Regions from separate parts of the Mus musculus genome. Here region 2 is linked to region 1. Evidence: chromatin contacts called from ENCODE Hi-C data. All regions are on one chromosome and are shown on one strand. Each heading gives the region's core, a stretch centred on a gene start or an enhancer-like site at or near the end of the contact. The rest is flanking DNA. Distances are from core to core; before and after follow the strand shown.

What was found. A loop is a pair of places that touch in the nucleus more often than their neighbours do.
Region 2: a map of v-Abl transformed pro-B cells shows a loop between it and region 1 (2.6-fold over the local background). The contact joins the enhancer-like site here to the promoter of Eya3 in region 1. A Hi-C loop is called at or near these places in 1 of 37 maps with a recorded cell type or tissue (v-Abl transformed pro-B cells).

Annotation. Positions count from the first base shown.
Region 1 is chr4:132,635,859-132,643,484 of GRCm38, forward strand. It overlaps Eya3 (EYA transcriptional coactivator and phosphatase 3), which reads left to right and starts at 3,188. Exons shown (of 17, transcript NM_210071.2): 1 at 3,188-3,297.
Region 2 is chr4:132,935,512-132,943,137 of GRCm38, forward strand. No RefSeq gene overlaps it. Among named protein-coding and RNA genes, the nearest start is that of Fam76a, 17 kb to the left of the region's middle. Within about 2 kb of position 2,905, at least 1 of the 3 ENCODE cell types and tissues checked has a DNase peak (open chromatin) inside an H3K27ac peak, as active enhancers do.

The DNA.
Region 1 (7,626 bases), core at 1,938-4,437:
CTGCCCCAACCTCCTGAGTGCTGGGATTACAGGCATGCATCACCATCCCCAGTTTTGTTGTTTGCTAGTCATGTGACCTCAAGCAAGTCTCTTAATTCTTCCCTGATACAATACCTCATCTATAGAGTGAACTCAGTTGTAGTTTCTGTGTGTACTTGTAAGACTCTACGTCAAGCCCTATAGTTTTTGGGTTTTTATACGTTTGTTTTTGAGACAAGGTCTCAGTACTGAGACTGGGCTGACCTCCAACTTGGAACAGTCCTCCTGTCTCTGCCTCTGCAGTACTGGAATTACAGGCTTGTGCTACCATGACCTCAAAACACACAAACAAATACAAAGCAAGATGGCTCCAGCTAGAGGTCACTATGTGAGAGGAGGCTAGGCATGCAAACTGAGAGAGAGTTGGGAAAGACTGGTCAAATGAGACCAGTAAGGAGCAAGAATTTCTTTCCTTAAAAGATGCCAAAGACTGGGAGTGGTGGGGAATGTCTTTTATCTTAGCAGTAGAGAGGCAGAGGCAGGCAGATCTTTGTGAGTTTGAAGCCAGCCTGGTCTACATAGAGAGTTCCAGGACAGCCAGGGCTACATAGTAAAACTGTATACATATATGTACATATGTCTATATATATACTACAAAAACAGACTTTTTTTTACATTATCGATTTACCCATGTATATGTGTATGAGTCTAAGTACAGCTTGTATGGGGGAGAGGGGATAGGGAGAACAGCTTGCAGAAACTGGTTATTTACTCCCGCCATGTGGGTCTTAGGGATTGAAACCAGGCCACCGAGTATGGAGGCAAGTATCTTTACCTGCTGAGGCATCCTGTCGGCCCTAGAGCGTTGTTTTGTAATTGCTAATAAGCATAGGATTGATGTGTATGTCCAGTGTGTACTTTGGGAAGAGTGTCTGGGGACATCACATTGTTTGTGGGCTCCCTCTGGTGGAGCTGGTGGTTCATGTCAGTCAAAAAAAAAAAAAAACAAACAAAAAACAAACCAATGAGCAATTAATCTATGCTTTCATGAATTGACTGTTTACTATGTAACATATGTTACATAGTAACATATTGCTAAACATTGCTAAAATACACCCCCCCAAAAAAAAAAAAAAAAAAAACATGCCAGTAGGGCACAGACTCACACCTGTGATTCTAGTACCTGAGAGAAGAAAGCAGAGGAATCAGGAGTTCAAATCCATTCTCAACCACAAATCTAGTTGGGACACAAGAGACCTTATCTCAAAAACACAAAACAAAAACCAAACCAAAAAAAAAAAACCAAAAAACCAAAAAACAAAATCCCAACTAACCAACCAATCAACCACTCCTCCAAACCCAAATCCAAGCCCTTGCAGAACTTATATTCTGGTGGGGAGACCGTACGCCAACCCCCCAAGAAACTGATTGGACAAACGTCATGAGAACAATTATCAGGGGGTAGGAAAGTACAAGGGAGACAATCGCTCCTGTTCTAGCACAGCATCAGAGGCGTCAGAGGCGGTCTCAGTGAGAAGGCTCATTCGAAGATGTAAAGGGGGTGACAAGGTGAAAGAAAGAGCTGTCTCAGGGAAAAGTACTCTAGGTAGAGGGAGTAGAAAGCAGACAGCACCAGAGCCTGCCTGCAGGCTGGGAGAACAGCAGAGGCCAGTCTGTTGTAAGTGGAAGGAAGGTAGGACAAAGTAGGTTAGAGTTCTACTCGAAGAGTAAAGTCTTCTGAGTCCTGTAGGTGATGTAAGGATTTTAGTGTTCACACTGAGACAGAGCCATTGGAAGAAGCACACGATCTGATTAAGGCTTTCACGGGAGGCTCTCTTCTGTATTGAGTATAGGGTAGCAAACATGAATGGGACCCTCAGAATTACATACTGACTGTGGTTCATACCAACACAGGTGGAAAATGGTCCGATTCTGCAAAGACTTTGAAGACAGCATCTACTGATTGTGCTAAGTAGGTGTGATGTGTGAGAAAGAGCAGTTAAGATGCTCGCTCCCCAAAAAGTAGTTGCTTAGAAAATTGTTGAAATAGAAGCAGTTAATAAAAATCTTTTATTTTTATTTGTATTGAAAAGCTAGGTTTTTGTTTTTTAAACTTTGTGGGTTAATCTAATATTTGTAATTCTGGGTCTTTTTTTCTTTTTTTTAAAGATTTATTTATTTATTATATGTAAGTACACTGTAGCTGTCTTCAGACACTCCAGAAGAGGGAGTCAGATCTCATTACGGGTGGTTGTGAGCCACCATGTGGTTGCTGGGATTTGAACTTTGGACCTTCGGAAAAGCGGTCCGGTGCTCTTACCCACTGAGCCATCTCACCAGCCTGGGTCTTTTTTTCTTGAGGGTCTTTCCCTTCAAACATGAATGGAATTGAATACACTGACAACTATACAAAGCCTGTCTTCAACTCCATTCCTCGTCCACACTTGAGTTGTATTTTAGAATTAATGAAGCATTAAAAAATGTTTCTGAGCTAAGAAGGTGGATCTCTTGATTTCGAGCCCAGTCTGATCTTTAGAGGGAATTCTAGGCCAAGGTCCATAGAGAAAAACTTTTCTTGGAAAAACAACAACAAAAAACCACCCCCACACACACCAAAACAAAAACAAAAACAAAAACAACAAAATGTTCCTGAAAACAATTTGCACAAAATGAAGGCAGCTGCAAGTGTAATATAATACTAGGTATAAACTAAATTTTCGGATAGAAATGTTCACTTTGAGTTAGCCTTTCAAGTGTCTTCAAAAGTTCCCATCCATTTTTCCTCTCCTAGTCTTTCTAACTCGACCAATTGCAGTCAACATTTTTCAACTTCGTCGTCCCTTTACGGTAGGAATCACACACATTTTTTTTTTTTAGAACTTACTTTCAAAGATGAGAGCGGTGGCTGGGCATGGAGGCACAAGCCCTAGGCTGAAGGAGGAGGGTCCCCAGTTCGAGATCAGCCTGATCTGACTTTGTTTTGGGGAGGGCGGGAGTACTTTTCACGAAGGCGGCGGCAATTTAGCAGCACCAGCATCCTCGGAAAGTCATCTCGTGCGTAAGATCCAGGGAGTCAATCACGCAACTGGGTCTGCGAGGTGGGCGGGACCTAAGCCTTGCCCCGCCCCGAGACGATTGACTGGTCCTCTGGGTTCTGTCGGAACGGGGTGTGGATTGTTAGGCGGTCCCGCATCTACTTCCGGTGGCTAGGGATGCGCATCCGGGTCACGCTAACGCCGCGGTTTCCGCCACTCTGTTGGTTCCAGAGTGGGTCCGTAATCGTCCCATGTCGTGCTGGGCAGTGTCTGCAGCCGTCTGGTGAGTCCCCGCCGCCGCCAGGGTGTGAGCGCGGTGGCTCGGGTGCAGCGTTCGGGGTCCCGGCTGAAGAGGTCCTCCTTGGTCGTGCTGGGTAGGGGGTCCCGTCACCGTCCCCCTCGTCCCTGCCTGCCGGTCTGCCCTCGAGCTTTTCCCGGGCGTCGCTCTGGCCTCGCCCCTTCTCGCCTAGGCGCCGGGTCTCTGCCTCCCCCTTCTCTCAGCACTTCTTCCCGATCCACTGTTTTTCCACCCGGAGCGTTGGGGTTCGGCTCTGTCCCCCAGCCCTCCTCGCCTGTGACCCTTCCCCCCTCCAGGGACTGGTAGATGACAAGAGTGTTGCGCCTGCCCTTTCAGAGCGAGAGGGCTTCCTCCGAGTCCAGATCCTGGCCGACTGCTCCAGCTTGGAGGCGCGAGGTTAGACTTGAGGTCGCTTCCCCAGTTAGAGAACAACAAAGGCGTCCCCAGGTCCTCGCACTGCCTCAGTTTGCTGGGCTCTCTGGGCAGCAGCGAACAGGTGGCGGACTCGCTGGCGGGCTTGTGAGATCTCCTGAATTGACAGGTCTTCGTCCTGTCTGTTTTGAGTCCTCTGTCCCACGAGAATGGATGTGCACAGCTGAGGCAAAAGTGCGGATGTTCTTCACTCTGCATGGATTTAAAGTTAGAGGACTCCGGGTTTCTAAACTTTTAAACGACTGTGATGTGGTGTGGTGTTGCTGTTTTCTGCCAAGATTCACCAATGTAATATCATTTTCCTTATAAGCCAGACATTGTTTCTTAGAACGTTCTTTTTAACTTCTTTTTCTCTAGTGTTGCTACCATGGTTTAGAAATCATGATCTTAGCATTTTAAAATTTAAGACATCTTATCTTACATTTTCTGGAGGTTTAAAATCATCTATAATGTGAAAAGGGTTAGACTTTATAATGGTTAATGTCCTGTTTCTCAAATTTTGTGATCTAAGGTATATCTAGAGGTACAAATTTGGATAATTCTTTTTTTTTCCTCCCTTCCGGTTTTTGGGGTGTTTGTAGCATATCATTGCAACCATCATTTTCTTTTCGTCATTTTGTGCGTGATCAGTCTAAAATTCAGTATTAATAATTAAATATGTACAGAACAAATAACCGCGTTTATTATTGGTTCCTCTTGGCACAGTTCTCCCTCATATACACATAAGAGAATAGAACATAGACTGCCATATTCCAAAATTGGGCCACTCCCTTCACCTATTTTTAGCAAAGGACTTTGGAGCTTGGCCATGTTAGTCCTAGATGCCACAGAGAAAGACCCTTCTGGTTGGCTTTCAGGATTAACCTGGCCAGGGAAGCCCCTATGAACATTTATCTGTCCTCCCCTGCACCTACACAAACTGGGAAGAGGAGCCTTTGTTCAGCCTGACCTCCTCATTTCCCAGCAACAACCCCAGTAATCGTAGCTGCTCCGTTGACTTCTTTACCTCGAGGTTTGACGAATATTTCTTTTTTTACATATATAGTTGGTGCACAACTTTTTTTCATTTCTGAACTTTATGTTCCTTTCCACCCCTCCACTACCGTCTTCCTCTCCTTCCCTCTGTTTTTGTGGTGTGTTTTGACCCTAGGCTGTTACCTGGAACTTTTGGGATTTGCTATGTAGTTTGGAGATGGCATTGAACTCGTGATCCTCTGGCCTTCTAGACTCTGGGATTACAGGTCTGTTCCACTGTGTTTGATAGTTTTGGGGTGGGCAGGGTTGGGTTTTTTGTTTTGTTTTGTTTCTTTATATACCTCTGACTGTCTGACTGTCCTAGACTCACTTTGTAGACCAGGCTTGCTTCAAATTTACAGAGATCCGCCTGCCATTGCTTCTGCAGTGCTGGGATTAAAGACACACACTACCATGCCTGGCCTACTCGATTGCATTTTAAGCATATTTTCAGTCTGAACCTGGTGAGGTTTTTATAGCCTATAACCAAAGGGAATTTAGAGTTTAAATATACTCCTTCATTGATAATCCAGCTTTAAGAATTAATGATGGGCCAGTTGCAGTGGTACACACCTTTACTCCCAGCACTTCGGAGGCATAGGCAGGTGGGTATCTGGGAGTCCCAGAACAACCTGATCTGCAAAGTGAGTCCAGGACAGCCAGGTCTCTGTTACACAGAGACATCCGGTCTCAAAAAACAAACAAAAAAGATGATGTTTTTCTTCTTTTTTTTTTTTTTTAAAGATTTATTTATTTATTATATGTAAGTACATTCACTCCAGAAGAGGGAGTCAGATCTTGTTACGGATGGTTGTGAGCCACCATGTGGTTGCTGGGATTTGAACTCTGGACCTTCGGAAGAGCAGTCGGGTGCTCTAACCCACTGAGCCATCTCAGCCCGTTTTTCTTCTTTTTTTTAAAAAAAAATTTCTTCTTGGACTGGAGAGATGGCTCAGCAGTTAAGAGCACTGACAGCTCTTCCATATATGTTCTGAGTTCAATTCCCAGCAACCACATGGTAGCTCACAGCCATCTGTAATGGGATCAGATGCCTTGTTTTGGTGTGTCTGAAGACAGTGGTAATGTGTTCATATACATAAAAATAAATAAATCTTTAAAAAATGTTTTTCTTCTTTTTAATATGACTGCCTGGTACCCTCAGAGGCCAAAAGAATGTGCTAAGATTCCCTGGAACTGGAGTTACAGATGGTTGTGAACTACTATGTGAATGCTGGGACTCAAACCTTGGACCTCTGGAAGATCAGCCAGTGCTCTTAAACCACTGAACCATCTCTCCAGCCCACTAAGATCATTTCTTAAAAAAAGAAGCTCTGCACTTGCATTCAGAGCGATGGGTTCTAGTTCTCTGAACACTGTAGACTGTGCGCACAGCATAGTCTTTGTAGGTGATTCTGATGGACTTAGGTTATAGGAATGAAACCGTTAGGATTAAAAATACACGCCATGGCCAGGCATGGTGGCACGGGCCTTTAGTCTCAGCGCTTGGGAGGCAGAGGTAGGTAGATTATCTGAGTCCCTGGCCAGCCAGAGTTGCAGAGTGAAGTCTCCAAAACAAAATGTATAACCTGGATTTATCTTTTAAAAGGGACCAGAGAAACAAACTGTTAGTGCAGAATAAGTTAGATTTTTCAAGTGATACTTTCCTGTTGTGATCTATATTGTTCATAGGAGTCCCTAAATGAGGTAAAGATTTGATATTATTGGTGGAGCATCAGTGTTCATCTCCCTGCATGTGGGATAGAACACGGGATGTGGGATAGCCTTTCTAGCTACTGAAGAACTTGCCTTTCTTACTTAGCTGCTGTCTTGGTCAATGCTCTGTTGATGTGTGGAGACACCATGACCAAGGCAACTCTTATGAAAGAAAGTATTAAACTTGGGACTTGCTTACAGTTTTAGAGGGTTAATCCATGATTATCACGGCAGGAAGCAGATGGGGAGAGGACGTGCAGGAGCTCAGACTGAGTCTTTTGAAACCTTAGAGCCCACCACCCCCAGTGATACATCCCCAACAAGGTCACCCTCCAGTAAGGCCGCGCCTACTCCAGCCTGGCAACATCTTCCAGTCCTTCCCAGTTTTATTGAGCTCCAAGCATTTAAACATATGAGCCTATGGAGGCCATTTGTTTTCAAACCACCACGGCTGCCAACTCTCCAGTCACCAAAGACACTGTGCTTTTAAAGCTACGAAGAAAAATCAGTGTAGGTTTTCTGTAGCACTGTTTACCTTACGATTGTTTCAGTTTTTAAACCTGAGTGCTCAATTTAAAAAGCATTGCTGCATGTTTTATACCTACCATGTTTTCTGGTTTTTGCTTGATCATTTTTGGTTATCATTTTTGTCAACTTATTTCCCATTATATTTTGTCGCAGTGCTTTAATTCCCCCCCAGTGCTTTAATTCCCCCCCCCTTGAGTACTATGATATTTAAAGGATGATGCGGTTTTAAATATTCAAGAAGCCAAATACACCTGGAACATGTCCTTACCATTGCACCTTGGCTCTGTGATCTGCCTGTGCTACCTCATGACTTCCTCCTCTGCGTTCACAAGTAAAAGGCGCTCAGAAAGCTTGTTAGTAGCTTTAGTAGAAGCGTTTTATCTAAAAGATTTTTGTGTATTGCATGTTATTGTAGTCTGTGTATCATTTAAATGGAGGAAGACCAGTTCAAATAGAAACATACTATGTTAGGACTGGGATATTGTTCCAAAAAAATTCACCTAAGTGGTTTATTTATACCAAAGGTTGAATTCTATTTATGATGAAGTACAAAGAAAAACAGCTGGACTTTATATTCTGATTAACTTAAAAATGTAAGTGCATGTTTCTATGACAAGTTTGTGTCTT
Region 2 (7,626 bases), core at 1,655-4,154, 300 kb after region 1:
GGTGGCTTACAGTTCTGGGGACTTGCACCTGACAGTGAGCATGACCCGAGCAGTCCGGAAACCTGATAAGATTGACAGGGACTGTGTCTGCCAGGACCACTCTTCAGTGACCCTCTTGCAGATGCATGGGGCTGGCCTCTCATAGACACTTTCCAAAGATGGGCAAATCCTTCCCTTTTGTGCACAGGACAAGCCTCACCCCAAGAGATGTCCTCTAGGGCAGGATGTAGCTCACTGGTACAGTACTTGGTTAGCGTGTATGAAGCCCTACATTCAACCCTCAGTTCACCACACTCCTCCTCCTCCAGAAAAAAGGAGATATCCCAACATTAACCTCCATGTGTGCTCGTGTGCCACCCATGATAAGGATAAGCACACCCATACACACTAGTACACATGAGCATACTTGCTCTGGCACACACACACACACACACACACACACACACACACAGATACACAACAATGGAGACTTGTAGTCTATTTTCCTTGTCCTTGGGTCTAGATTGGCCTTATGACTTGCCCTCACCAACAAAAGTTGGTAGAAATATCACTGTTCCAGTTTCAGGGTAGCTTTGTGGTTGTTTGTTTGTTTTGTTTGTTTGTTTGTTTGTTTTGTTTTGTTTTCTCTTGCTTTTGGTTTTGGTTTTTGTTGTTGATGGTGGTGGTGTGGCACTTTTTTGTTTTGTTGTTTGTTTGAGACAGGGTTTCTCAGTATAGCCCTGGCTGTCCTGGAATTCTCTCTGTAGACCAGGCTGATCTTGAACTCACAGAGATCCTCCTGCCTCTGCCTCCCAAGTGCTCAAATTAAAGGTATGGGACCCCACACCTGGCTGAAGACAGAATCTTTTAAAATTTATTTTATTTTGAATGATATGCATTTGTGGGAAGACAGCGTATGCATGCGTGAGTGTAGGTCTTCACTGAGACCAGAAGAGGGTATCAGATCCCCTGGAGGTCAAGCGACTTGCAGCTGTGAGCCACCTGATATGGATGCTGGGAACTGAACTTGGGTTCTGTGCAAGAGCAGTATGTGTTCTTAACCTCTAAACCATCTCTCCAGCCCAGGAGACAGAATTTTTCCATGTAGAAATATTTCTCCTACACTTTGATCGAGTGGCCTGGTAGGTGCCAATTATGAGGGGTACCCAAGTCAAGCCAGAGGGGTTCAGATCACAAGACAGGCCAATTAGATTGGATTATAAGATCCTGCTGGTAGGAGTTTTCTCGGGGTCTCTGTAGGAGTCAACAACTCTGCAGGAAATCTCTGACAGCCTCAGTAGGAGGTCCACCGTGAGGACTCCTGGGACTCTGGAGCTCAGCCACGGTCACCGTGATCCATCTGGACAAAGAGGCTGATGTGCCACGGGGCCCCTGAAGTGACTAAGATCCACGAGAGATACTCTCATGGAAATGGATAATAAGATCCAGAGAGATAGCTCAATGGATAAAAGTAGTTTCCACATGGGCTGGAGAGATGGCTTAGCAGTTATGAGCACCGCTAAGGTTACAATGCCAGATAGATACATTATCCAAGCTAGATCTCACCAGACAGCACTACAGCATTCTAGCATCTGACAGAAGCGGCGCACCCACAGCTGGGCCGGCTGGATCCAGAAGGTGTGAGATCAAACGCCAGGAGGATCTGGCTCTCTAGTGTGGTCTTGACAGCTTACCTTTGACCTGCCCCAATGGTTACCAGGAGGGCTCCTGGCAACCCACTGATAACAAGAGGGGAAGAGTTGAATCCAATTCACAAGTCAGATGGACACAGATCATTCTATTACAGACTGTGAGAGTCCCTCCAGGCGTGTAACCACGACAAGCCTACTTCTCCATCCTCTGCATGGAGACGGATGGGTGGGAGTAAGCATACTCCAGCTCCTACCAGCAACATGCGTGTCTTGTCAAGGGCATGGAATGAACAGGACTGAAAGGCTGGGGAAAAGTAGCGTGGGTAGGCACATGTACATGAAGTGGGTGCAAAGCACTGGGCCCTCCGTTGCACATGAATACTGACCAGAGTCCATGTGCAGAGGAGGTGCCCAGCCACTTCCCACCTATGGATGTCAGCTAGCCTCTACATCTCAGCCCCCTGCCTTTGCAGTAGACTTTGTAAGAGTCTCCATGGAGACAGTGATGGGGCTTTGAATGGGCTGAGCGGCTAAGGCTCTCTCTTCTGGGGGCTGAACTAGCAACCGCCAATAAAGGGCCAACCTTCCGCCAGTAGGGGCCAAAATGGCCATGTTGCTCGTAGGCAACATCCATCCACCCAGTGGCAGGGTGGCTACATCAGACCCTTTCTACTTTGGGGTCAGGAATAATTCTAATTTCCAGCAATTCCTATGTTCACCAAAAAATTACCCAGAGTGCTTCTGCAAGTAGCACCACCCAAAGGCTTTCAGGAATGCTCTGTCTGAACCAGAGCCATAGCTCAGTGGATAAAAGTACTTGCCACGAGGGCTAGAGAGATGGCTCAGCGGTTAAGAGCACCGACTGCTCTTCCAGAGGTCCCAAATTCAATTCCCAGCAACCACATGGTGGCTCACAACCATCTGTCATGGGATCTTGTGTCTTCTTCTGGTGTGTCTGAAGACAACAACAGTGTCTCCACATACATAAAACAAATAAATAATAAATTTAAAAAAAAAAGAAAAGAAACAGCCTATGGCACTTTGTAAGACCATTTGGAATTGGAAAGGCCTCATGTACACAGAGTGCTCTGAGCATGTGCAGGTCCTGTCATGCAGCAAGTGCCCAATAAACGCTTTTAGTGTTAATTGGGTTGGGTTGTGAAAGATCTTTGTGCCCTAAGGGAAGCTGGTGGTCAGCTCCACTAAGCCCAATAGGGCGGTGGCTCCCACCATGGCGTGACAGGCTTTCAATACTCTTGGCTGTTCCCAAGGTCCCCGGCTTGAATTACAATCTTCTGCCAGCAGGCAGGGCACAGATGCTGGAAGACAGGAGACCAGAAAACTCTGCATCGTGCAGGAAATGGAAACTCTGATGGGGATTGGCTGCCTGGGGCAGAGTGGAGGGGATCCAACATGATTATAAAAAGCCAGCCTTCAGCCAGCCAGAAAGGAGCTCTCTCGCTGCAGCTCCAATCTATCAGCAGGCTCAGGCTCCGGGCAGGAACTCGGCTTTTCTTCTCTCCTCCAAGGTAAAACCAGGAGGCAGGAAGTGTGGGTGCAAAGCTGCCCCCTCCTCTGCCAAGGCGCCTGCCTGTGAGCCTGAATGCATGCGTATTAAGGAGGCAGAATCCTTGGGTTCCTTTCATGCCCTGGGCTGTGACTAATACGAAGGTAGGGCTTTCAGCAGATGGACTGTAAAGCTGTGAGAGCCACAAAATCTAGCTAAGAGTTGTCATTTCAGCTGCCTGTGCCCTTAACCCTACTTCACTCCACCTCTCTAAAATGGAAAAGGCCGGCTAACATGGCTCAGCCAGTTAGGGTGATTGCTGCGAAGCCTGACCATGAGAGTTCGATACCCAGAGCACACACGGTCGAAAGGTGTGCTACTGCTGCTAGCTGGCCTTTTACTTACATACATGTGCCTTGGCATGTGCTCCCCTTCAGACCAGTAAATAAACAAATAAACAAAGTAACCAAATAAACGCAATTTTAAGGGAGATTAAGACACCTTTCCTAAGGTCCTGTGCAATAGCAGCAATAAGTACTCTTAACCACTGAGTTTACGATCTCTCTAGCCGCCATTATTTACTAATGCTATTACTACTACTACTAGGACGACTGTTGTTATATTATTATTAATTAATTAATTAATTATTAGGTCTCACTTTGTAGTCCATGCTGACCTGGAAGTCACTAAGATGTTCCGGAATCCTCCTTCCTCGGTCTCCTAAGTGTAGAGATGACAGGCGTGAACCACCAGACCCTGCTAACAGACACCTATTACTGGGTCCATTCGACCTGAACGTGTGACCACCCGGTGGGGGCAGAACTTGTAGAAAGGATACGGATGTGGCGTGGCTCCCGAAGCAGGGTTCTAGTCTCAGTTTATCAGAACATCCCCAACCCACATCAAATCGGAAGGAGAAACAACAGGGTCTGAAGGCCGCGGGTCTTCCTTTTGGAAGGAAGGTCCGTGAGAGGCGCCACCGTGCGGCAAAAGAAGGTATCGCTGTTATACTCTCTGCCTCTTGGAGTGGATGGGGAGGCTTGCAGGTCAGAGACCCAGCTTCAGACGGGTTAGGGCCACGCGATGAGACGCTGGTGGGGGGATAGAGCTTCGTGATCCCTGCCATAGAGACTCAGGTATGTTTCTGCAGTGGGGTGGAGGGTGGGGGTCACTACATCCAAGAGGGGCACAGAGTTAACCAGGATCCCAGGAATGAATCCCTTCTCTGTCAGTTCCGATGTTTTTACCAAGATGCATGCAATGACGATTCTGAGTCATCACTTGCCAGTGAAGTCTCACGGCTACCAGCACAGTATCTGGGGGGAAAGTCCCTTTCCTTTTATGAGATGCTCCAAAATCATTGGGTCCAACCTCCTAGCTCTAGACACAAAGTAGGTGACACACACACACCTTTCTTCCAACATTCATACTTTTGGCTTTGTTAGCTCCCCTTCAGGCAGAAAAGAAACTCAGGGAGCCCAGAGGACAGTGCTTTGGGGTCCTGGCTCTCTGGGGTATATGGAAGCAGAGAGTCAGAGGGTCAGGCATTTGGGACCCTTCTTACGTTCCTACCTTCTGTGACACCCCAGCTCAGGGTCCTTGGTTAGGACTCGAAGGCATCAGCCTTATAGCTTGGCTTTGATACGTTCTCAGTACCAAGGGCTGCATTCAAACTCCGTGAGTACCATTCCGAAGCTCTGTCTTCCAGCCACTTAAACTAGGTGCCTCATCTGTCCTCATCTGTCAATGGGAGTGTCCATTCTCAGCTTAGCTGGGCATAGCAGCCCACACCTGCAATCCTCGCTAGCACTTAGAAGCAGAAGCAAGTGGGTCTCTGAGTTCAAGGCCAGCCTTATCTACACAGTAGGCTCCAGGCCAGCCAGGGATGCATAGCAAGACACTGTCTCAAAACAAAAAGGCTGAAAGGGAAGATGGAGAGGCCTTGGCTGAAGATTGGATTAAGCTGTGAAATGATGCTGTTCTTTTGAACTCTCCAGCACCGTGCAAGGGAGGTTTCCACAGCGGCAACTTTCACTATCAGTCACTGTTAGGAACATGGCATGAGGGATGGGACATAGCTCAGAGGTAGAACATTTGGCCAGCATGTGCATCATCTCCATGATGGGGAGGTGGTGATGGGGGTGAATGTGGCAGTGGCGGGAGTGGTGGCTATGGCGGTAGCTGCCGCGGCGGCAGCAGCAGCGGTGATGATAACGGTAATGGCAAGGGTGCATAGCATTTTTTTTTACTGCAAGCGTGAAGCCAAGGAACCCCTGTTTCTGTCTGAATCATCTCTTACATCGTCTCTGATTTGGAACGGAGACACGGAGGAAAGGAGATTCGCTTCCCAGAAGCCCCTCCCTGAGCCTTGGCTTATCCATCGGAAAGTCAGAAGCTTCGAACTGACCATTGGTTCTCAGACATTTCGCTTCCCAGTCCCCCAGGGGACCAGTCCGTGGCAGCGGCACCCTCTGGGCTACACTATCTCCCAGCACCTGGCAAACAAGGGGGTCGTGACCCTCTCCTTCGTCCTCGCCTTCCCTCTTCCAGCTGGAGCCCAGAACTTTCTCTATCACTCTCACCAGTGACCTAGATGAGAAAACACTGTGTCCTGTGAATCACCCAGGCAATGAGAAGCTCGCAAGACCCGGTCGGGGCCCGCCTCAGCCACACGCCCCCACCCTCACCTTCCCTTCAAGTCAACCTCCCCAACAAACCCAGCTGATTTTGCTTCTGGCTCAGAGCACGGCCTGTTCTCTGCCCGGAGTGCTGGAGTGTCCGCTAAAGCTCACCTGCCTACAGACGCCCTCCCTTTTTGTTCTGAGATACAGCTTCCTCTGAGGTTCCTCCTTCAGCGGTGTCCTTCTGTTAGACTGTTAGACTAAGGCGTGCTCCTGCCCAGGGTCCGCAGGTGAGGGGTGGAGCTCAGGGACTCTGTACTATACCACCAGTTTCTGGCTACTCACTCTCTGCTTAGGCAGAGGTGGATAGGCCAGGACTCCAGGCTCTGAAGAAACATTTTGGCGACGTCATCAGATGGAGAATACAAACTGCCGTGTGTGTGTGTGTGTGTGTGTGTGTGTGTGTGTGTGTGTGTGTGTGTGTAGGGGGGAGTGTACAGACACAACAAGCTACTTTGTGAAGGAGGCTTGGCAAGTCCCCCCCAACTCCCCCAACCCCTCAAACACCCCACACACACCCCCTGTCTTCACAGAGAGTCAGGGTCAAAGGAAAAGGAGCCCACACACCTCTTGATTGTTAACTGGAAGGAAAGCACTTCCCAAGCTAGGTTGGGTGGATTTAATGTTTGTGTGTGTTGGGGCGGAGTGGGAGTGTTGGGGGGGGGGACGACGGGACGACATCTCAGTAGCCAGACCAAGGCAGGAAAAGGTCAAAAAGACCTGATAAATCTAACGGCAACAGCACAGGCACGGTGATGTATGCCTGTAATCTCAGTACTTGGAAGGCTAAGGCAGGAGGATCCAGAGTTCAAGACCAGGCCAGCCTAACTTCATATCAAGACTGTCTCAAAAAAAAACAAAGGTGTGTGTGTGTCTGGGTCTGTGTGTCTGTGTGTGTGTCTGTGTCTGTGTGTGTGTGTCTGTGTGTGTGTGTTTCTGTGTGTGTGTGTGTGTCTGTGTGTCTGTGTGTGTGTCTGTGTCTGTGTGTGTGTGTCTGTGTGTGTGTGTTTCTGTGTGTGTGTGTGTGTGTCTGTGTGTCTGTGTGTGTGTCTGTGTCTGTGTGTGTGTGTGTCTGTGTGTGTGTGTTTCTGTGTGTGTGTGTCTGTGTGTGTGTGTCTGTGTGTGTGTGTTTCTGTGTGTGTGTGTGTGTGTCTGTGTCTGTGTGTCTGTGTGTCTGTGTGTCTGTGTGTGTGTGTGTCTCTGTGTGTGTGTGTGTGTGTCTGTGTCTGTGTGTGTGTGTCTGTGTGTGTGTGTTTCTGTGTGTGTGTGTCTGTGTCTGTGTGTGTGTGTGTGTCTGTGTCTGTGTGTGTGTGTCTGTGTGTCTGTGTCTGTGCGTCTGTGTGTCTGTGTCTGTGTGTGTCTCTGTGTATGTGTGTGTCTGTGTGTGTGTGCCTGTGTGTGTGTGTCTGTGTGTGTGTGTCTGTGTCTGTGTGTCTGTGTGTGTGTGTGTGTCTGTGTGTGTCTGTGTGTCTGTGTCTGTATGTGTCTCTGTGTGTGTGTGTGTGTGTCTGTGTGTGTGTGTGTGTCTGTGTCTGTGTGTCTGTGTCTGTGTGTGTGTGTCTGTGTCTGTGTGTGTGTGTGTGTGTGTGTGTGTGTGTTGGGTGGGGGGATCCAACCCTGAAGAGGAAGAATCACCTTATGGATTTCATCCAATTGGGTCCACCTTTGAGTGGGCTCTCTGGTTCCCAAGCATGCAGTGAACACTCACACTGCTGGAAGACATCTACCTGTATCCCATAGATGCTGCTTCCCAAAGAACCGTGGTTTAGGCAACCTGGAGCCCCCGGGGCAGCACCAGTGAGGACGG